Regions from separate parts of the Mus musculus genome. Here regions 1 and 2 are each linked to region 3. A link is a loop called in an ENCODE intact Hi-C map of the cell type or tissue named here. Cell type or tissue: heart. All regions are shown on one strand.

Region 1 (8,000 bases), 63 kb after region 3:
AACAAACAAACAAACAAAACCCTTAAAAATTGATCATAGGCCTAAGTATAAAACCCCAAATTACAAACCTTTAGAGACCTATGGCCTTCAGTTTGGCAAACATTTCCTCTTGAGGATAATATCAGAACCACAGCTCATGACTACGAAATATCCCTATAGGTCTGTGTGTTTCAACACTTGGTTCCCAGCCACTGGTGGGGCTGTTTGGGACAGATGCTGACCCCTCCTCCTGTAGGTGGAAAGTGGGGAGGAGCCTTGCTGGAGCAAGCATATCACTACGGGGCGGGCAGGGTGGGCAGAGTGGTAGACTTTGAGGTTTTACAGCAGGGACCCACTTGTTCTCTTCCTGACTCCTGGCTGAGTTCACTCCCTGCTCCTCTAAGGTTTGCCACGGTATTCAATCATAGCAGCAGAAAAATATGTAACGTGTAACATGTCCTGAAGAACAAGTTGCTGAGCTCGCAGTCAAAATGTAAAATGTCTGCTTACCAATAGGTATTAAGAGATGAATGCTGTCTTAGTCAGGGTTTCTATTCCTGCACAAACATCATGACCAAGAAGCAAGTTGGGGAGGAAAGGATTTATTCGGCTTACACTTCCATGCTGCTGTTCATCACCAAAGGAAGTCAGGACTGGAACTCAAGCAGGTCAGGGAGCAGGAGCTGATGCAGAGGTCATGGAAGGATGTTCTTTACTGGCTTGCCTTATCTGGCTTGCTCAGACTGTTCTCTTATAGAACCCAAGACTACCAGCCCAGAGATGGTCCCACCCACAAGGGGCCTTTCCCCCTTGATCACTAATTGAGAAAATGCCTTACAGTTGGATCTCATGGAGGCATTTCTTCAACTGAAGCTCCTTTCTCTGTGATAACTCCAGCTGTGTCAAGTTGACACAAAACTAGCCAGTACAAATGCTAAGCCAGAGACTGGGAAAAAATACTTCTAAAGCAAACGATAAAGGTCTACATCCCCAGTAAAGAGTGCCTGACACACAACAGTTAAGAGAACCACCCAATAACAATCAGCAAACTATTTACATAAATACTTTCCTGAAAAGGAGACAGGGGAAATGAGCACACGAACGGACTCTCAGCATTGTTAGACATCAGGCATATACAAAACCTACAAGATACACAACACACATCGAGTCTGAGAGCTCGCTAGATGGCCGAGCGTATCAGGTAACGGCGAGCAAACGAAAAACACAGCTGGAGTTATCACAGAGAAAGGAGCTTCATTTGAGGAAATGCCTCTATGAGATCCAACTGTAAGGCATTTTCTCAATTAGTGATCAAGTGGGAAAAGTCCTTTGTGGATGGGACCATCTCTGGGCTGGCAGTCTTGGGTTCTATAAGAGAGCAGGCTGAGCAAGCCAGGGGAAGCAAGCCAGTAAAGAACATCCCTCCATGGCCTCTGCATCAGCTCCTGCTTCCTGACCTGCTTGAGTTCCAGTCCTGACTTCTTTTGGTGATGAACAGCAGTATGGAAGTGTAAGCTGAATAAACCCTTTCCTCCCCAACTTGCTTCTTGGTCATGATGTTTGTGCAGCAATAGAAACCCTGACTAAGACACTACCCACAAGGCCTTTGCCTTGAAATATCATTCTCTGGCCCCTCACCCTAGGGTTTGTTGTTTGTTGTTTTTAACTACTATATATGGTTACTTTTCTTTGGCTGTGATAAAACACTATGACCAAAACCAATTTATGGAGGAGCTCACTTTTGCCCTACAGAGACAGACTTCCTACTGAGGAGGCGTGGCCGGGGCAGGAAGCAGAGAGTGAAGTGGGAGGGGAGTCTGGGAGATCTCAGGGCACTCCCCACACCCCATCAGCGACAGACTTCCTCCAGAGCTGCAACCACCTCCCTAAATAGTGCTCCAACTGGGGACCAAGGGTTCAAATATCTGTGTCTATGGAGGATAGTCTCATTAAAACCATTCCAACTACTTAATAGTGATTAATAATTAATAGTAACTGAGAGGAACCCAGAGGGTTGGTTTGTGAGTTTACCACTGAATTCCTTAGCCTAAACTATTATTTGGCACACCGAATGGATGAACCATTTGCTAAATGAATAATGAATTACAATCAGATGGGTGTGTTGGTTCAAATATGAAATGTCTCTAACAGGTTCACATGTTGATTGTTTATTCCCAAGAGGGCCTTGAGGAGACTTTAGGGGGGTAGAACTAGGTAGCAGAAGTAGGTCTTTAGGGGTGGGTCTCACCTGGCCCTACCCTCTTTGCTTTCTGACCTTCCCTGTTGGACTCTCCGCTGCCCTAAGCTCTGCCTTCTCCACTACGTGAGACGGAAACCTGAGTGTGACCCCGAATAAGCCCTCCTTCTCTTGAACTGTTGTTTCAGGTGTTTGGTCATAGCCACCTGAAGAAATAAATACAGACACTTTGCGGTTGGAGAGGCTATGCAAAGATAAAGGGACCAACCAAGATCAGAGTGGCTGTCCACAAGCAAATGGGGAGTAGGGCAGGGTGGGATGGAAAGGGGGAGGGGCGATCAGGTCTGGAAAGCAAGTGAAGAGCAGCTTTGGCCTTCAGCCTCTGTAAACTAACAAGCTGGACATTTATACAAAGAGCCGGAAGAAGCCGTTAGTTTCGAGGGCTTTGTAAGTTATTCTTCATTTTCCTGGATCCGGAAAAAGAAGAGCAGTAGAGTAGAAGCCGAGAAACAAGTCAGGAGATGGCACCTTTACTTAATACTATACTTAGTTCCAGAAGAAAACATTAGAACCGCAGGCTTACTAAACACATCCCAAACTGCAGGCTAAAGGAAAGCAAGACAGGCAGGACACCTCAAGCGTGGTGCAAAGGGCTGTGGGTACTTACAGGACAGGAGGGACCAGGAGGTATTTCTACTCTAGGAGATAAAAAGACTAGTAGCAGCCATAGGGCAGGTGCAAGGAGAGCAACATCCGTCTAGTTCGGGGAAGACTTTTCCTTAAGCAGAGATGGTAATACCATAATTGTGCAAGAAGTTGAGGCCCCTTTACCCAGTGCATGCTTAGCAGCAAGTTCAACAGTGAAGAGAACAGCGTGTCCCTGAGGGCTGCGGACAGGGGCAACAAAACCACAGCCACTCTAGAAAGAAAAATGAGGCTGGGAAGGACGGCACCGGCAGGAGGAGGGTTAGGGTAGGGTGGGGTTAGATGCAGTGTGGACACCTCTCCCTCCTCCCAAGGCCAACCTTACTTTATTACATGTAAAGAATTCCACCATACATCTCAGGGCAGCCTGAACAGTCCCTTATTGGCGTGTACTTAGTTTGGGGGGATCCAAACCTCGTTGCTGATCTTCCTCTATTTCCCAAACGCCAAAGCATCTTCTAGGAGTGAAAAAAGTTACCCCACAGAACCAAGGGACTAAAACCAGTTTCACAGAAAGGGTACAGCCTGAATCTGCTGCTGCTGTCCATCAGATGCAGGTCATCTTAAGTCCATCTTAAGTCCGTCTCAGAATGAGCCCTCCTACTATACGCTGGGTTGAACTGTACCGGTGGGGACGACAAAAGACCTAGGTCTCAAAGGCTTACTGGGGCTATGGCGAGCGCTTGCGAACCTCCCACTTTAAGATGGGTATTTCCGTGGTCATTTCTATCTCAGCTGAGGTGATTGTGACACCAGTCCCCAGTCTCGAAATTCAGGCCCCACATTTCTTCCCCATACCCCCCACCTCTACTCCCCCACCCCGGCGTCGCAGTCTTCCGGCCCCGATCCTGGTGCTTCCCTAGCCTCCGCGAGCGCTCTCACCGGCGTTGTGCCGCCTGCCCCGGCCGTGGCCGCACCTCCAATTGGGCGCCTTCGCGGTGTGCGGAGGCGCAGATGCTGGTAAGCAAGGCTCGGCTCACTCCACTCGGGGCGGCACCCGGACAGCTCGCTTTCGAGTGCACAAACCCCGCGGAACCTCGAACTGTTTATTTGTTGCTAGGGCACCGGGGCGGGGCATGCCGCACTGGGCGGAGCCCTTGTGAGCTCAGTTTGTGTGTTCCGATTCGGTTTACGCGGAGGTGACGATGATTAAGAACTCAAACTGGGAGCAAAGTTGCAAAGTTTTGTCTCCGGCAGTGCGATTGGGCGGGGCATGAGGGGAAGGGGCGGGCCGCCAAGATCAGCAGTTTTGTCTTTGGGAAGGAAAGGCTAGAGAGAGTGTAAGCTAAATCAGTCTCTTGAAATCTTCAGAAACTCTTTCACTTCTTCTGATAAACAAGAATAAGGTCTCTGAGGGTCGAGGTGAGAATAACAGAAGAAATGTCTGTAAGAGTCTAGTACAGGCCTCAGGAGAGGAAAGTGGGCAGGGTTCGTACATTATGGGTGGGATTAGCTTCTAACCTTGTGAGTCCATCCTTTTCTCCCAGAAAGGGAATGCGTTTGGGGGCATAACTCCAATTGTTTTTTTTTTATTTTTTTTATTTTTTTAGAACTTGCCATTCCATTTTATTCAGTAAGCGGATATTGTATATCTGTCGCGTGCCTGACTCCCGCTTGCCATGGGAATTCAGTGCCCAATATGAGCCAAGGTTCTTGAACTAAAAAGGTTGGAGGAGGAAGATGGGAACACAGCAAAGAGGAAGGGTATGAATTGCAAGCGCTGGCCACAGTTAAAAGTGATAGGTGCAGAGTTGGCTCAGTGGTAAAGAGCACTTGCTTTTGCAGAGGACCCAGGTTGGGCTCTCAGCACCCACAGGGCTGTTCACAACCATCCAGTCCCAGGGATCCAGCGCCCTCTTCTGACCTCCACAGGCACCAGGCAGCTCACTATACAGTGCACTGATACACATGCAGACAAAACACTCACCACACAAAAAAATAAAAACAAATAAACGTTACAAAACAAAACAAACAAAAAAACCCAAACGACCAGGAACAGTCCAAATCATGGGCCGGATATGGTAAACCCAGGGCAGGAGGCAGGTGAACCAAGAAGCAGGTTAAAATCCTGAAAAGACCTTACATGCTATAGTAGGTTTTGCTAGCTTTTCTCCAGCCTGGTTAGTGAAATGACTTTCAAAATCAAGTCTTTATGTCCTTTGGAGTTTTCACTGACAAGACTGTGTTTTGTCTGGCAATTTTATCATGATTTATATATCCCTTGATATGGCAAACTCTGTGTTTTCTCCTTTGTGGACTGGCTTCTAATCCAAGGATTGGGAGTGAGCCCCTTTCCCTGCCTGTATCTCAATGTTTTGTTTTGCTTTGTTTTGTTTGCAGCTTTCCAAGGTTAATCTCTACTGGGATCATTTCAAAATTTGTTCCTTTTTTTTTTTCCTGATCAACAACTTGTGATGGTGGTACCATGGTGAAGTGGGTTCTTGACTACATACAAGGTTTAGAAGACTTCATTGCGTTGGGAGTGACAATGGGGTGTTTTGAATGATAACAGTCCCCACAGGCACATATATATGAATATTTGGTCCCTGGTTGGTGGAACTGTTTGGGAAGAATGAAGAGGTGTGGCCTTGCTGGAGGAGGTGTGTCACTGGAGGAGGGCTTTGGCAGTTTCAAAAGTCTGTGCCAGACCCATCCCTCCCTCCCCTCCCTCCCCTCCCTCAAACTTATGGATAAGATGTAAGCCCTCAGCTCCTGCTCCAGTGTCATGGTTACCTGCCTGCTGCGATGCTCTACATCATAATGGTCATGGGCTCACCCTCTGAATTTGTAAGCAAGCCCCCCAATAAATGCCTGAGCGAGGTGGGGGTGGGGAGAGAAGCGTGGCAGGAGCGAGCAGGGCCAGAGCAGAGCGAGGCCAGAAAGAAAAAGTTTGTAAATGCTTTGTTCTATAAGTTGGTCATGGTGTCTCTTCACAGCCATGGAAGAGTGACTCAGACAGACAGTGGTAGTCTTTATTCTGAGGGAATATACAAATGCTCACTTTATAAGCTGAATAGATCAATACAAAATGGAAATAGGAGAAAGCAAGAGAAGGAACCACTAATATCTCCCAACCCCCATGCCTCCTGACGTTCTCAGGTCTCTACAGCAGCTCGCACTCCCAGGAAGCTCCAAACCGTCAATGTACCTGGCATCACACCCTGCCACCCTTGCCTTTGGCCTAATGTCCCTATGATCACTGCCATGTTCCCACTTGTATGGTCTTTGCCTGGGCTGCTGTAGTCCTGACATCCTGCTGCCCCGACTTCTATATCCCTTCATATTTTAAAGCACAGGCCAAACCATGGGTCACTCACTTTCAAAACTGTTCAGTGACTGATATCTATGACTCAGCTTTTCTATTTTTAAAAAATATTTTATTTATTATATGTAAGTACACTGTAGCTGTCTTCAGACACTCCAGAAGAGGGCATCAGATTTCATTACTGATGGTTGTGAGCCACCATGTGGTTGCTGGGATTTGAACTCAGGACCTTTGGAAGAGCAGTCAGCACTCTTAACTGCTGAGCCATCTCATCAGCCCCTTCTTTTCTTTTTAAAAAAGATTTATTATATGTAAGTACACTGTAGCTGTCTTCAGACACACCAGAAGAGGGCATCAGATCTCATTACAGATGGTTGTGAGCCACCATGTGGTTGTTGGGATTTGAACTCAGGATCTCTGGAAAAGCAATCAGTGCTCTTAACCGCTGAGCCATCTCTCCAGCCCTCAGACAGCTTTTCTAGCTCCCTTCTTAGCACCACAAATGCTTGCCGGTCTCGTTCTTCTCTGGGGGTTGTGATTCTGTCATGCCCTTGGCTGCTGCTTCTGTGTTCTCTGGATCTTGAATGCCCTGTTGATCAGAGGCCCCGTTGAAGGTTAAGGCCAGGCAAACAGGAGCAATACTCTGCCTGTTAGACGAAGCCCAGATCTCTGCAGCAGCCACTTGTATGTAGGCAGGCACAGTATGTACTTACTGTCCCCACGTTCAGTGGGAAGTAGAGTCCCCTTCACCTTACCAAGTGTGAGGGCTACTTCCTGCTCAGAAGTCACCAGAAGACACAGCCATCATCTTCTGTGGCTGTAATAAGATACCCAAGGTAAGGGATGACAAAAGATTTATTTGGCACACAGTTTTGGAGACTGAAAGATCAGAAATCCTTTCAGTTTCTCCTTCTGTGAGGTCATAACAGTAGGCAGATGTCATCAAGACATGAATGCATCAGAATGTGGTAAAAGAGGGAGGGTGCCAGAAAGACTTAATGGTTAGGCTCATTAATTATTTATTTATAAAGATTTATTTTATTGATATGAGTACACTGTTGCTATCTTCAGACATGCCAGAAGAGGGCATAGGATCTGATTGCAGATGGTAGTGAGACACCATGTGGTTGCTGGGAATTGAACTCAGGACCTCTGGAAGAACAGTTAGTGCTCTTAACTGCTGGGCCATCTCTCCAGCCCCAGACTCACTCTTTATAATAATAAATTTTCCCTTTTATTTTTTTCTCTTTGCCTTCTGAGTGCTGAGATTGCAAGTATGTGCCTCCATGTCCACCTAAACATGAGCTGGCCAGCTTTCTACTTTTCTTTCTTACAGAGCTGGGACCTAGCTCTGAGTGATACTTCTAGCCCAATAAGACCTACCTCAATGCCAATGACCTACCTTCTAGTAGGCCATGCCTTTATTTATTTATTTATTTATTTATCATTTATTTGCAAGTATGTGTGGGCATTTGCAATGTGGAGCTCACAGGACAGCTTATGGGAGTTGGTCTTTCCTTCTACCATGCGGGTACACTCAGGCTGTCCACTTTGTGGTTAGTGCCTTTACCTACTGAGCCATCTTCCCAGTCTCTGTTTTTGGTTTGGTTTTGTTTTTAAACATTTGAAAGATTTATTTGTTTGTTTGTTTATTTATCTTAGCTCTTACTGTAGTTGTCTTCAGACACACCAGAAGAGGGCATCAAATCACATTGTAGATGGTTGTGAGTCACCATGTGGTTGCTGGGAATCGAACTCAGGATCTCTGGAAGAGCCGTCAGTGCTCCTAACCACCGAGCCATCTCCCCAGCACCCTCTCCCCAGGCTCTGTTTTTGACACAGGATGTCATTCTA
Region 2 (8,000 bases), 280 kb after region 3:
TGCCCTTCCTTCTGCCACACAGCTGCAGGACTTTACCTGCTGACAGTGCAGCAGGTAACACAGGCTTCTGGTGGGATTATAATTGCCAGGCAAGCTCAGCCCTGTCTTCATAGCCTTGAGGCTGCTGAGTAAATCAAGAATCATGGAACATGATTTTGATACTTAAAAAGCCAGGAAGAAGGTGGCTCAGCAACAAGGAAAGTGTCCAAGAAGCACATTTAGAATTCAATAACAGACTCTGGGGTACTGGCCTGTGGTTCTTTTTTTTTTTTCTTTTTTTTTAATTCTTTATACAGAATCTATTGAACTACTACTAATATGTGTATTTTTTTCAGAGAAGGTCACAGTGACATATACTTAAGCAATGAGAAGTGAAATAATAAATTTTAATAAGTTATTGTTTAAGATCCTACTGTAGGTACCAAGTTCTATGTGATGACCATAAACATTTTTAATCTTTAATCATAATTAGTACCCCCATTTTATTGGAGAAATTACCTTATAGACTTATTCAAAAGTTAAATCTGGGGAAGGGAGTACTATGTTCAAACTTAGGTCTGCACCTAAGTATAAACTTCACTCTAAAAGTAAATTGTTAAACATTTTACCCTTAAAAGAACTAAATTACAAACTTTAGGGAAAAAAAAAAAACAGTCACAAGAAAAAGATTTGGCCAAAGCTACAAACCATCTTAACAAGTGAGAAATAGGCTTTGGATTTCCTAATTTTGACCTAAGTACTTCCAGCACTAGCCCAGGCTGCATCTTTTAAGTGTAATTCCTCCATTTAACTATAATTGCATGGAGAGGGGAGGACAACACACCAAACTGCAAAGGACACAGCATGCCCTAAAGCACTGTTAAATTCCTTCAGTCTTGCCTCTGACATCATTTAGCACTACCAAATGAAAAAGTTAACTGCCCTAAGTCATGAGGTAATTACAACAAAATGTTTTGCTGGAGCCAAGGTTCACCTAAACTCTACATAGTAAACCCAATGTACACTTCATATCTTTTTTTACTGTTGTTCTGACGGAACAAAATGCACCCATTATAATGGGAAAAAACGTAAATCATTGTGTTCATACTGTTCCCAAGAAATGAAAGCCACATTTTTTTTTAGATGATCCACAGATCTTGTCTTTTACCTCTTGTGCTGACATCAATAAATGGGAGAAAAAACGAGGGGAGTGGGTAAAGGGTATAGCCAATATATAAATAATTCGGGGGTACCATCATTACACGTTTCTATTTATGAAGGAAGCCGACAGCCCCAAACGATTACTTTCCTCAAAGTAGCAAGCATTTCTTCCTAACACTTTCTGCTCACGATAAAGATATGAATAAAATAAGCATTCTCTTCAGGTACAATCTGGTAATCCTAGAGACCAGCCCTCTTCAGGGTGAATGAAGCATCTTTCCATTACCGGTCTACAATCGCAGTACAAGAGAATTGCAATGGCTAGAAAGGAAGGGCACAGATCAGTACTACCCTGTGGAGAGCTGTTGGCCACAGAAAGGCAGAAAGTCATCATCTGTACAGAAGCCAGGCAACTCAGAGGGTTTCCCGAGCTCTCATGAGAGAGAGCTAACTACAGCTTCCTCGTTCTCCAAGGAAAAAGATCTTGCTATCCTTATCGCTGGAGGGAAGGTTTTTCTATGCCACCGAACAGTCCGGAAAATTACACGCGGGAGTGTGCTGGAGGCGCCGGGTGTAGTAGTAGGTGCTTCTCCTCCCCCTGCCTCGTTCAAGTAGTAGTGAAGGGCGCTACCTCCATGTTATTAGTAAAGTACGCCCGTGGTACCTAGAGGCTTCGCTTCGCAGCGGAGCACCGGGTGGCGGCCGCTCTAAGAGCGGGTTCAAGGGTGGGAGAAGACTCTCGGCTCCACGATCTAGAGGGTGTGGAACCGGGTGCCGCCGTGCCCTGAAGGGCCGCCACTCCCGTGCCCGCCCTCCCCGCCTCTCCGAGAAGCGAGGCAGCCCGACCCCAGTACCTTCTTGACCGTGCGCGGCGCCTCGGTGACCGTGCCGTCGGGGCTGACCAAGGCCTCGCCGCCGTCGCGATGCCGCTGGTGCTGGTGATGAGGGTCGCTCCGCTTCATGGCGGACGCTTGAGGGACCTTCCCGGCCGCAGGGCTCAGAGCCGCGGTGGGCCCCGAGCCCGGGCCGGGGGCCGGGGGCCGCTCCGCCGCGGGAGCCGGAGCTGGAGCCTCTGGGTCCCCGCCACCCGCTGGGGGTACCATGGCGCCCACGGCCGCCGCGCTCAGTCCCAACTGGGGCTCCGCCTCGGAGGGGCTCAGATCCTTCAGCTCCACCTCAGGCACCTTGGCGGCTGCCGCTGCTGACACAACCTGCACCGACATCACCGCCTCCACTGCAACCGCCGACTCTGACTCTCGCACCAGCTCCCACTCGGCCCCGCCTCCCGCCTCCCTTCCCCTTCCCTCCCCCATACCCCCACTCCTCCCCTCCATCGCCTCCGCTCCCACCCCCTTCCTCCGCCCGCCCGCTCGCTCGCCGCCAGCCCGGCCTCTCGAGCCTCGCCCCACCCCTGTCTGACTCACGCGCGAGGCGCCACAGAACCTGTAGTGCGCTTGCTCCGGGTTGCACGCGACTAGAAGACCGTGGGACCTCAGCAACCAACTTGCACTGCGCTCGCCTCGCGGGGGGGTGGGTGGGGGATAGGCCGCAGAGTCCCCTGGGAGTTGTAGTCCTTTCGTCCCTCCTCCGGAAAGTAGTTTTTGATGGAGAGGGAACTCCCAGGACAGCGACTAACAGAAAAGTATAAAAACGGATGACGCGACGGAATAGATGAGGAGAATGTCTCCAGAGGGGTTGTGGTTTCCGGAAAGGAATGCCAGAAACCCCAGGGAAAGTGGGGGGCAAGAATGACTCGCTCCCCTGACGGCGTGAATTTCCTCCGGAGTGTGCGCATGTGTGCTATCACGTGGGCGGCCTTTAAAGGAAAAGCGGCAGGTCAGGTGAGATGAATTCCGGCTCCAGGCTAGAAGGCATGGGGTTTCTCCATTCCGTTCCGAGCCTTTCTTCAGTGGGTTGGTTTCTAGAAGAAAAGAAATAAGCCATTTCCTGCTGTCATGCTTTCTGGCGTACTCTTGAATTAAGTAACTAAAATCAAATCCCCAAAGAAAGAAATCTCGTCAGGGTATGGTGGAGTACGCAGTAATAATTTGAACATCTGAAGTGTATGCGTCACCAGTGATAATAGTTCGAGGCCAGCTGAGCTATGAAGCAAGGCCCTGTCTTTAAAAAAAAAAAAAAAAAAGTTAATTCTACCGCACACATGTAATTAAAGGACCAGAAAAGAACTGGGAATCTACCCTGGGCCCTCTAAATGAGCAACAAATTCAATTAACTTTTGACCAGATCACCAGCTGCCAGTTTTATTTTTAATAACAAAAATAAAATAAAATTGCGTACCATTTGGTCATAGTGGTAAGCCCAACACTCAGGAGACAGAGACCTGAGAATCAGAAATGTGTTGAGGTTAGCTTTGACTGCTTAGCCAAAGCCTGTCACAAAAAGAAGAAACTTACCTGAAAGTAATGTTCTACTGATGATAGAATTTTTTTTCTTTTAAGAAGAGTTCTCCAATAGTCTTTTAATGATAAAAGGAAATAAATGCTTATAATTTTAAAAATCAGACTAAAAGCCAGGCGGTGGTGGCATAAGCCTTTAATCCCAGCACTTGGGAGGCAGAGGCAGGCAGCCTGGTCTACAGAGCAATTTCCAGGACAGCCAGGACTACACAGAGATACCCTGGCGGGGAAGGGGAAGGGGCATATAACAACATCAAGATGGCTTATCAGTTAAGAGCATCTGCTGCTCTTCCAGAGGTCTGGAGTTCAAGTCCCAGCAACCACATGGTGGCTCACAACCAACTATAGTGGTGATCTGATGCCCTCTTCTGACCTGCAGATGTACAAGCAGTTAGAGCACACATATACATTACAGAAAGAGGGAGGAAGGAAGTTAGACTAAAAAGTAGGAGACAACACCATACTTTCTAGGGATTTGAGAGTTGGCTCAAAATTTATGAGCCCTTGCTGTAATTTGTTCCCAACAACTACATTGGGCAACTCACAACCACCTGCAACTCCAGCTCCAGGGGGTGTGACACCCTCTTGTCCTACAGACACACACATATGCATAAGCTTAAAAATTATTTTAGTTGCACATTCTTTAAATTTTTATGTGAATATTACCTAAAGGGGGAAAAGGGCACTAAGATGTGGTTGACTTTTAGCATATTATGAGGTAGGCTTTTTTATTCCTAAAGAAACTGAGGCAAAGAGGATTATGGTTTGTGGCTGTTCAAAAAGTGACTGCAGCCCTAACAGCTCCCTTGGACTACCGGCCAGCTTGTCATTGGAAAAGCTACTTTTTTCTAAGCAAGAATAAGACAGAGACAAACGGGGGCTGGTGAGATGGCTCAGTGGGTAAGAGCACCCGACTGCTCTTCCGAAGGTCCAGAGTTCAAATCCCAGCAACCACAAGGTGGCTCATAACCATCCGTAACAAGATCTGGCGCCCTCTTCTGGAGTGTCTGAAGACAGCTACAGTGTACTTACATATAATAATAAATAAATCTTTAAAAAAATTGTCCTTAAAAAAAAAAAAAAAAAAAGACAGAGACAAACGGAGAAATCGCCTGCTTGAGTTCCTGTCATGATCCTTCTAGTACCGTGGAAGTCTCTTCATGTGGGAGCTTTAGGAGCTGTCATTTCCCGGTCTCTAAGTCTATGCTGGAAGGCACCTGAGCATTGCCATTTCCACAGAACCCAAAAGTCTGCCAGACACAAGAGCTTATTAGGCTTTCTCCTCACATGTCCGGTTTTGATCATTTCCTTCCTGTTACGAAGAAATGGCCCAGAGCTTCATCCTCCAGCTGCTGGGCAGGGGCTAACAACTTTATAACTGATTTCTTCCTTTCCCCCAATGCACGAGGGAGCTACAGTGCAGCCACCTGGCATGTGAGGAACTCATACCCAGCAGCTGCTTACCTGGCCAGCCACGAGGATTGATGACTGAGCAGAAGAGCCGATCCTTCAGGGGGATGTGGTGATGAAACGTAAGGAGTTTGAGCCCTGAAAAGAGACAGATGTTAGCCCCTGTTTCCCCAGATTTTAACATTGCCTGGAACCAACAGTCAGACCACGTTCTTCGGGCTTTCTAGCTCCATCTTACTCATCTGCTGCTTCTGAGGCACAGCTTTGTTGCTGAAGCAAACCAAGTGTACTCGAAGGTGGAATTACTAGATTAGAAACCGGAAGATTACACGCAAGTCTATTAACTATATTAAAAGACGTTTTAGGTCTACAGGTCTTTTTCCTTCGTCTGGTTCATTCAGCTTCCAGGAGCCAGGCAGACAATAATGAGGTCCATGAGGTCCAAGAGAGAAAACAAAGAAACTAATGCTGAGGAATTCTCCAAGGAAATGGGCCAGCCAGATCACAAGCAGTGATGACCGTCCTCCAGGGAACACCTCGTGCCACGCCGTGAGCAGATAGCCAGTCACCAGACATGTGAAGCAAACCTCTAAGGTGAAAGCAAGATGCCGTAGGAATCCTGGCATGCAATGAGGCCCTGGGTTCCATCTCCAGCAACACAAGAAAAGAGGTAGAGGCTAACGTAGTTTAAATTGTAAAACAACTGGTAGTGCACACATATAATTCCAGTATTCAGGAAGCTGAGGAAGAAGAATTTGTAAGTTCGAGGATGCCCTGGGCTAGACTGAAACATTAATAAAGCCTGCTAGGCTATATAGACTGTGTCCCACTACCATCAACTCACTTGGCGATTTACAATACTGATTTTGTGAAGGAGCATACAGTTTCAAGGAATAAACATCCAGAAAACGACAGCACAGGTTAAATGAAAGCTGCTAGCAGATTTTGTTTTTCATTAGAAAACTGTAAGTAGAGATTTTTTGTTGTGGAGGTTGTTTGCTGAGGTGAGAATCTCCCTGTGCAGCCTAGCTGGCCTAGAACTTAGCATTTAGACCAAGCTAGCCCAAAACTTCAGCAAGTCCTCCTGCCTCAACCTCCCAGGTGTGCTGAGATCACAGTGTGTGTACTTCTGCATACAAAAGATGTTTTCTATCTTTTGCTCAGATGTTGAAAATGGTAGTTTATATGCATTACATGCAGTTTAATGTATATTTTGGCATAATACATTCAATGCATTGAACAGCTGTAGCATTCCTTAGTTTTTCCCCCATTTCTTTAGGTGAGCACATTCTTTTCTTTACATCTCAAAAGCAGAGCTGCAGGCACAGTTCAGCAGCAGAGCATTTGCTGCACATGCTCAGAGGCCTGGGTTCCATTCCTAAAACTACCATAAGGAAATACAAAACCACAGAAGATTACAAGAGGGTAGGGTGGAAACGATAGAGACAAAGTACCCATTTGAAACTCACAAATGTGAAAAGTACATAAATTAGATAACCTGCTCACTAAGCCCAATTAATAAAAGGACAGATTTTAGAAGGACAAAAGAAATAGGGAAGGAGTTAGGACATAGCAGTGGTAGAGGACTTGCCTGCTGTGTATAAAACCCGGGTAAGAGCAGGAATAGGAAAGGAGCCACTAGATGCCTAGCACAGTATGTGACAACAGACCTCTGTTGATTTATACCATTGTGGAATTTCAAAATTCTGTAGACAAAAAGAGTATCTTTCCAATGTCTAGAGTAGAACTCCATAGAGAATATGAGTTCATTCTGGCTATATAGCATGACCCAGTCTCAAAAATAGATAGGTGAATGGATGGGATGGATGGATGGATGGATGGATGGATGGGTGGGTGGGTGGATGGGTGGGTGGGTGGATGGATGGGACGGGACGGGACTGGCAAGACAAACACTTCTGCAGGTAGAGGCATTGACCAGCAAGCTTGACAACCTGAGTTCAAGCCCCAGAACCCATGTGGTACAAGAAGAGAACTGAGCTTGTGGATGTAAAACTGCATCTGAAAGAAGAAAGAAGAAGCAGGCAGGCATGGAGGTGCCAGCTTGTAATACCAGCTTATCAGAGGCTGAAGCAGAATTGAGAATTAAGGCCAGTGTGCCATACACACAAAACTGCAAGCCAGTCTGAGCTATATAACAAGACCTAAGCCAGGCAGTGATTCATGCCTTAATCTCAGCACTCAGGATCTCTGAGTTTGAGGCCAGCCTGGTACAAAGCAAGTTCTAGGACAGCTAGGGCTACATAGAATAACCATGTCTTGAAAAAAAACCAAAAAACAAGACCTGAGCCCTTGTTTCAAAACAAACAGTAGAAAGAAATCCAAGAAATACAGACTGTTCTTTTTAAAAATCAGAGAACTGACTCCTGGCAGCTGTCCTATGAAAACCACATGACACATGGGCATACACACATGCAAATAAACATAATAAAAATGTTTATATGTGTGCACATGGGTACACATATACCACCTTGAGGACTCTGGGGATCAAACTCAGGTAGTGAAGCCTTTATCTTCTGAGCCATCTGGTTGGTCTTGCCCGGCATCTTTACATGGTTTTCACACTTGCAAGGCAAGTGTTTTATCAGTGAGCTATCTCTCCAGCCCTGGTTGTTTGTCTATTGTTCTTTATGATTTTCCATGTCTTTTCAATTTTTTACACTCAAAGCTCAAGTGGGCAGGGGAATGGTTAGGGCAGTGCAGCCTGCTGTAAGGAAGCTAGGGCCAGGGGCTGGAAAAGCTGTTCAGAGGGCTGGCTGCTCTTCCAGAAGATCTGAGTTCAATTCCTAGCACTTACATAGCAGCCCACAACAGTAACTCCTGATCCAGGGGATTCAACACCCTCACACAGACATCCTTGAAGTCAACATAAAATAAAAAAGAAGCTGGAACCAATAGAAGTAGGAACAGGAAGTCTAAGGTTGAGAGTGTGGTAGGAAAACCCAAGAACCCAGGTAAGGCAGAAGGCAGGGCTGGTGGGGAAGTAGTTCTCAGGACAGCAGGAAGCCAAAATTG
Region 3 (8,000 bases):
CCACTTGGTGGCTCACAACCATCTGTAATGGGATTTGGTGCCCCAACCCTGGCATGCAGTAAGTGTACATGCAGACAGAACACTCATATACATCAAAACAACACAAAACAGTTTTGGGGGCTGGGGATGGCTCAGTGGTCAAGAGCACCGACTGTTCTTCCAGAGGACCTAGGTTCAAATCCCAGCACCCACAGGGCAACTCACAACTATCTGTTAACTCTAGAAACTAACACCCTTCCATAGACATACACGCAGCAAAACACCAATGCACATTAAAAAGGAAAATCCAAACAAACAAAAACAGGCTAGAGAGATGGCTCAGCCGTTTAGAGCACTGCCTACTCTTCCAAAGCAGCACAGACCACTTCCCAGCACATTACTCTTGCTGGGTAGATCAGGAGCACCCGCTAACTTCAGCTCCAGGGGATGGTGCTCTCTTGTGGATTCCAGAGGACCCAATTAGTTCTCAGTACTCACATGCACAACTGCCTGCCACTCCAACTCCAAGGGTGTGATGCCCTTTTCTGACTTTTACTAGCACTAGACATGCAAGTAGTACAGAGACATATATGCAGGCCAAACACTCACAAATAAGAAGTGATGTCATAATACACAGGCAGAAAAAAAAAATCACTAGATTTCTAAACAACCTACTTCTACTACTTCTTCCTCCTCCTTGATAGTGATTGAATCAAGTGCCTTCCTCAAGTTAAGCACACACTCTACCACTGATATATACCACCAGGTCCCAAACAGGCTGGCGTGAGATTGATCTTTCAAATTATAGTCATGCACACATACATATACGTACATGTATATATAATCAGCATCATCCAGTCACAAACACCTAAAGTAAAAGATGCCATTTTTGGAGAGACGAAACTTCCCAAGTCAGGAGGAGAGAGCAGACGTTTGTGAAGTACAACGGCACACCTCCAAGTTTGAGTAGGTGAGCAAGTGTGTGTCAGTGTGGAGCACTGAGCGTGTCTAAGAACCTGACAGGAGTTGACAGGTTCGCTTCCTGGAGTCTACTTCTCAAGACTAACAGTTTATCTCCCACCACCTCCATCCTAAGCAAAAATAAATCAACATGCCTTTCTATGCTGATTTTTTTGTTCAGAAACAAAACCCAACTTCAGTAATTGCTGTTCATCGTCACTATTATTCCAACATTTACTAAATGTCTTATTGCAAATAAAAAGATATAAAATGCCAGCTGGGTGGAGTGGTACACACCTTTAGTCCCAGCACTCTAGAGGCAGAGGCAGGCAGATCCTTTGAGGCCAGTCTGATCTACAAGGCAAGTTTCAGGATAACCAAGGCTACACATTGTCAATATATATATACATACACACACAAGAACCTTAATTTTCCCTTAAAAGGTACATGCTTGCTTTTGTTTCCTATAAAATGCTTTGTACAGACAAGCCAGGTCTGGTTAAAAATGTAGTACATCAGCAAAGACAATTCACAAATTTAAATCACAGGATTGTTGGCCTTCACCTCCCTAACTAAATTAGCAACGGGTGTGTAATTATACCTTAATAAAACAGAAAACCCACAACCTTAGGTCCCACTGAAATATGTATGAGTGTCGAGGGAAATGGAAATCCCTTTTATAATCCTTCTATAATTCCGGTATTTTTGTGAAAACACCTAATTTGAGTTGGCTGGTTCTGGTTAAATGAGAATATAAACCACTCACTAGTAGACAAAAATTCTTCTCCCCTTCTGTATGCTGAGTTTGAGATTATAATGAAATCAAGATTTTAAATAAAGTGGGCTAAAAGACTATTGTTTTGTTTCGATGTGGGTTAGGTACCCAATTGTTAGCAACAGTCGAATTCCTATCAGGCAAACAAACAAACAACAAAAGGCTGCCAATGTATTTCAGCAGCAAACGGTCTGCATGGCCAATGCCCTGTTAGATTCCCCAGCAAAGCACAAAAAAATAAAGAGGAAGGGTAACACCTTCCCAAAAATCTACACTCAACAAATTACAGTTAAGTCTGCACCCAAATTAAGTCACTACATCACATTACACATGACGATTATACACTTACTTTGTACTCATTAACTAGCCATATTTCTACTACTTTATAGGGTAACTTGTCAAGAACTTTCAAACAATGTTAGGGAGTCAGGACATAACTAAATGAAAAAGCAAAATCAACACTCATTTAATATATATGTCACCCCTCTTCTCTTCCCCGGAGTGAGGAACAATCCATTAACTTACTGTTTATGACTAAAGGAAAAGGCATTTAAAAGGATCTGCCGAAGATTGGAAAAAGGACCAAAAAGGACCACTCCTCCAAGGACAAAAGCTGTCCCCATTCTCCTACAGAGCACTGTCCCAACTGACAGGTTCACTCCCACCAACTTTCTCCAATAAATGGAGATTTAAACACTAAAATGGAAGTTTTGCTTTGCCTACTTAAAAAAAAAAAAAAATCGGCCCAACCGATACCAACTCTAACATAAGCCATCATCAGTACAAGATACTTTAATGGCAGGGAAGATGGGGATGACCTGCTAACAGCTCCTCCAACTGGTCAGAGCAGATAGCCTTTGAAGCTCTAACAACATTAATGTATGTTTAACATTTTCAAGTTCTGGTGGGTAGTCAGATGCACCGAACAAAGTTTGGGGCCAGCAGCAACGACACAACAGGTGAGAAACAGTGGACATCACTACAGAACATGCAATGGCAAACCCACGAATCCACGAAAGCCTGGGAGATGTGGGAGAGAATCAAGCACAAGACCACCCCAGACCCCCTGTTTTATCCGAGGCAAAGGCTCCGTTCCTTCTTAAGGGGTGCGCCACCTCCCCCTCCTGTCCCCCGGAGACCACCACGCCAGTCCCAGGAAGAACCCAGGCCCCTCGGTGGGTATCTCCGCCGGAGAGGAAAAACACAATGTCGCTCCTTATTTCTGCGTACAAAAGGACTTTGCGCCCTCCTCCTCCTCCTCGAACTGCCGCCTAGGCGCCTCCTCACAACTTGCAAGAAGGTGGGCAGCGCGCCATATTCAGCGCCCCCCAGTCCACCTGGGTAACCATCCCACGCCACCCCGGCGGGAGGGAAGCTTCGGAGGTCGCCCGGCCGAACCACCAGCCTCCTCTCCCGCCAGAGACAGCCACTCCCGCGCCCCGCCCGGCCGCACCGAGCCACCGGCGGGCCAGAGCCGGGAAGAGCCGAGGGGGCGAGCGCCGAGCCGCCGCTCCGGTCCCGCGCAGCCCACCCACCTCCCGCTCCCGGGCCCGGCGCGCTCTCCCGGGCCGCCGGCTCCCGAGCCCGCAGAAGGAAGACCAGGCCCGGGGTTCCACGGCGCGGAGGAGGCCGCGGCCGGGAGAACCCGAGGCGGTAGGGGAGGCCGGAACCCTGGGGCTCTCGGGAGGGCAGCCGCCTCCCTACCGAGCCCGCCAGGACGCCCGGGGCCTAGTGCGGCCTGCGCATCCTCGGGGTGGCGGTTTGGCTGGGCCGGGCCCGGGCCCGGGCCCCCCGCCCCAGGCAGGCCGAATCCGGCGGGGGCCCAGGCCCCGAGCCGGGGGCGGCAGGGTGCCGGCTGCGGGGCGGGCCGGCCGGCCGGCGGGCGGGCGGCGTGTTGCGGCTGCGCCGGGGCTGAAATAGCTGGAGATTGCGCGGTAGGGCACTCACCTCAGAGCGGCTGCGCTACCGTGGGCCTGCGCCGTGGAGACTGCGACCGCGCCGGCTCCTCGCAGCCTCCTGCCACCAGCGGCAATGGCGAGCGCTGCCGCCTCTGCCGCCGCCGCCGCCGCCGAGGAGGGGGAGGGGAGGGAGGAGGCACGCACGCGACGCACGGCTCGGCTTCCCCGCCCGGAGACCGCCATGATGGCGAGGCCAGCACGGCTCTGCGGCTCCGGGGAGGGGGCTCTCGGCGGCGCTCTCTGAGACCCCCGGCCGCCTCGTCGGCCTCTGGTGCGGCTCGGCAGCGCTGGCCGGGGCCCGGACCAGGAGGGCAACCGGCTGAGCAAGTCGCGGACGCGGCGGCGAAGTGGTTCATGCCGCCCAAGATGGTTGCTAATCCGAAGGAGCCCTCCGCTCGGAGCCGAGCGCGGGGAACTGAGACCTCCGCTCCAAAGCGGCTCCCCCACATTTTACTCGGCGCGCCTTTGCGTAGTCGCCTCGACCCCTCTCTGAAATGCGCTTTGTTTCTCTGTTTCAAAGCCCCAACCAGATCTGTAAACGGGGAACTTTGGTACAAAGCAATATGGTAATTTATTCTCTCGTTCCTTAGACCAACATTTCTAAAGGGCCCCTTTCCGTACTGGATGCTGTTATGGGTGCTCCGAAGTGCACCTGTTAGCAAACCAAGGCTCTATTTAATAAAAATAAAAAAGTAAGTTCTTGCCCTTGCTTTCTCGGCGCTTAGATGAAGCAATAGGGTATCCTAGTATGCCTAACAAGTGAGCAGACAGTGGGAAAATGAAAGGTTGGGGACATGGGGTAGTTTGGGTTGCTTTTGTTATGTCATCAGGAGCCCCCATCAGAACCACCGGGAGTCCCAGCTCCAACTGAAACCTAGAATCTGCATTTTTAACACTTCTGGGAGATTTAATGTGCACTAGATAAATGCCCCACATGGTGTCAGAAAACAGCTTAACAAATAAGCAAACATTTTTTTAATTGGATACCTTTGTCTTATGTAGTTTTTTTTTTTTTTTTTTTTTAGTCCAAGACAGGATTTCTCTGTGTAGACCAGGCTGTCCTGGAACTCACTCTGCAGACCAAGCTGACCTCCAACCCAGAGATCATCTGCCTCTACCTCCCCAGTGCTGGGATTAAAGGCGTGTGCCACCACTGCCCAGCTTAACTGAATGCCTTTTTCCCTTAACGGTTTCTTTTCTCTTCCTTCCTTCCTTACTTCCTTCCTTTCTTTTTTTTTCTTTTTCCTTTTTTTTGGTTTTTAGAGACGGTTTCTCTGTGTAGCCCTGGCTTGGCTGTCCAAGAACTCTGTAGACCAGGCTGGCCTCAAACTCAGAAATCTGCGTGCTTCTGCCTCCCCAGTGCTTGGATCAAAGGCGTGCGCCACCACTGCCTGGCACCCTTAATGTTTTCTAAATCAAACCGATATCACTGTCACTACCCATCCCTGTAGGAATAATGTCTGCTCTTTCCTCTTTGCCTCAATGATTTTTTTTTTTTTTTTTTTTTTTTTTTGAGATAGGGTCTCAACTATGTAGCCCAGGATGGCCTGAAACTCACCATAAAGACCAGACTGGCCTGGCCTCTAACTCAGAGATTTTTATCCTGTCCTTGCCTTCCAAGTTCTGGGATTAAAGACATGGACCCTCTGCCTGGCCATCCAATGACATCTTTAAAGCGTTGTTGCCTCTTTCTGACTTTGGTCCAGGCTGCTTTCGTGTGGAGGTGCTGCACTTAGACTCTGAACTGGCTCCCAGACCCTGGACTTGCTCTCCCCAGCCCCTTCTGCACACTTCAACTTGAATGGACTCTTTTCTTCATTTTTTTAAAAAAAAGCAGATCGTAGCTGGGCGTGGTGGCACACGCCTTTAATCCCAGCACTCGGGAGGCAGAGGCAGGTGGATTTCTGAGTTCGAGGCTAGTCTGGTCTACAGAGTGAGTTCCAGGACAGCCAGGGCTATACAGAGAAACCCTGTCTCAAAAAAAAAAAAAAAAAAAAAAAAAAAAAGCAGATTGTGTTGTGTTATTTCCCTGTTTGGGATGTCTAACGTCTAAAATCCTTGAAGGTGGCTTTGAGAACTTTGATGTCCTCACCCACGGTGCCATCTCTGACTTCATCTGCTGCGTCTCTCTCAGGCTACAGAAGAACTGGGAAGCTGTTGGATCATAGAGATCAAGGAATACTACCCCTCTGCTCAGAACATTTCTCACGGCTGTCTTCTCGCGTGCTAGAACTTTCCATCAGAACAGCTTGTTACTCCTTTAGTCTGGACATGGCTTTCATCCCTCATCCCCCAAGCCTGCTTGCTTTGCCTTTCCTTATCATACAGGACTTACCAGCGACATCTGCATTAGCTCCCTTCTCTGTTTACAATGGCCTCAGTAGCCCAAGCTAACCTCCACCTGAGGTTGACCTGTCCTGGCCTCCCAAGTGGTGGGATACCAGACCTGTGCTGCCATGCTCAGTTAATGTGTGCTGGGGATTGAACCCAGGACCTCATGGGTTTTGCTAGGCAAACAAACAACTGAGCAATATCCCCAGCCCCTACACTCTCCCTCTCATTTCATTCTCCAATGGAGGCCATTACGTAAGTACTACTATGGTCCCTTTTGACAGATGAAGAAGCCAAAACATGCCAATGTTACTTGCCCCAACTCAGATGGAGATGGAACCAGTCCTGATCCTGACCCTACCAGAGCTTTTAGATGGCTATCCACACCCACTCACAAAGCACAAGAGAACCTTAGTGTCAGACAGCATTAACTTCTGTGGAACTTTTGACAGTTTGTACTACAAATATTCTAATACCAAGTTACACAGAATACTTATTGCCAGGGCCAATATGATGGGATGAATGCTGTAAATGACTTTTTCATCACCCTTATATTAGTTCTGTACAGTCTTAAAATTTTTTAAATTCTATTTATTTAATTTATATATATGAATACACTGTAGCCGTCTTCAGACACACCAGAAGAGGGCACCAGATCTCATTATAGATGGTTGTAAGCCACCATGTGGTTGCTAGGAATTGAACTCAGGACCTCTGGAAAAGCAGTCAGTGCTCTTAACCGCTGAGCCATCTCTCCAGGCCCCAGTCTTAAGATTTAATGACATTAAGCAACCCAAACAAATTGAAATTGCTGCCGCCAAGACAAACTGGCTGACATGAGAATGGGGATTCTTGTGTTGGTAGGAGTCCTCTTGATCAGAGGGTTTTGTGCTTTGTTTTGTTTGGTTTTTGCTAAGGTCAAACACACCAAGCCCTTTGTATGCAAGTCTTATGTCAACAGATTCTCAGACCCGCCCTACACAATCATTTCTCCGGGGTCCTTCTGCATATTTCTGAGTTGATTGATTAGGTTATCAATGAAATTCTGGAAGACACCTTACCCACCTGAGATTAGATCTGACTGAGCTCATTAGATGATAAAGTTTGGCATTCTTTTTCTATTCTTGTCTTTTTGTTCCAAGGACAGAAAGAAAAATGGTAGATGAGGAGACCTCAGGATGTTTTACTGGCAAAAGTGCTTATCAAGCAAACATGATGACCTGAGTTCAATCCCTGGACTTGGGCGACACTACGGAAGCAGAGAACCTACTCCCAAAAGTTGTCTTCTGACCTTGTGCCTGCCATGCTATGGACACCTTTACAAGATATAGATAGATAGATAGATAGATAGATAGATAGATAGATAGATAGGTAGATAGATAGGTAGATAGATATAAAGATATATTGGTTTTTCGAGACAGGGTTTCTCTGTATAGCCCTGGCTGTCCTGGAACTCACTGTGTAGACCAGGCTGGCCTCAAACTCAGAAATCCGCCTGCCTCTGCCTCCCAAGTGCTGGAATTAAAAGCGAGTGCCACCACTGCCTGGCTAATTATTTTTATTTAAGACAGATGATCCTAATGGCTTCTTTGAGCATTGAGGCTTAACTTAGTATGACAGATCACTTTTGACAATGTTGAGCAAGGGCTAAGACATTAACAGTGCAACTTTCCTGGGGATCAAACATGAGTTAAGCCACTGAGATCTAAAGGAGACTCATGTCTCTCTATCTCATTTGCCCATCTAGGTAGAGGCAGACTGGGAGCAAATTTTACCACCACCACCCCCCATACCCGTCCCCAAAACAGAATAAGATTCTGTTCAACTTGAGAAACTATGAAGTAAGTTCCATTTTCCTGGGACAGTATAGGTCAGCTTCCTCGTATTATTGAGAGGTGACAAGGGCTATCTTTGACATTCAAACATTCAAAGAGGCAGTCCAGCCAGGTCATGTATCAATGCATCATTACACACACACACACAAAGAATCGACAAAT

Evidence for each region. Peaks named below come from ENCODE experiments on the same cell type or tissue, not always from the same donor. Only the 100,000 strongest peaks of a DNase experiment are listed, where the experiment ranks them.
Region 1: a loop joins it to region 3, with 3 times the contacts of the local background. A loop is called at or near these places in 5 of 42 quality-filtered maps.
Region 2: it touches region 3 in a loop (3-fold over the local background); 7 of 42 quality-filtered maps call a loop at or near these places.

What each region holds. Positions count from the first base shown.
Region 1 is chr6:29,981,230-29,989,229 of GRCm38, reverse strand. Smkr-ps (smal lysine rich protein 1, pseudogene) reads right to left here and starts at 3,901. Exons shown (of 2, transcript NR_040264.1): 1 at 3,764-3,901. In heart, a CTCF peak has its summit at 7,229 (motif pointing right); a DNase peak (open chromatin) is centred at 3,979; H3K4me3 peaks cover 1,792 bases; H3K27ac peaks cover 987 bases.
Region 2 is chr6:29,762,901-29,770,900 of GRCm38, reverse strand. It overlaps Ahcyl2 (S-adenosylhomocysteine hydrolase-like 2), which reads right to left and starts at 2,458. Exons shown (of 17, transcript NM_001171000.2): 1 at 1,995-2,458. The coding sequence starts at 2,363. In heart, a CTCF peak has its summit at 4,533 (motif pointing left); DNase peaks (open chromatin) are centred at 1,920, 2,570 and 2,900; H3K4me3 peaks cover 2,672 bases; H3K27ac peaks cover 2,057 bases.
Region 3 is chr6:30,043,775-30,051,774 of GRCm38, reverse strand. It overlaps Nrf1 (nuclear respiratory factor 1), which reads right to left and starts at 3,787. Exons shown (of 12, transcript NM_001164226.1): 1 at 3,662-3,787. In heart, CTCF peaks have their summits at 2,553 and 3,740; DNase peaks (open chromatin) are centred at 3,114 and 3,724; H3K4me3 peaks cover 2,988 bases; H3K27ac peaks cover 2,606 bases.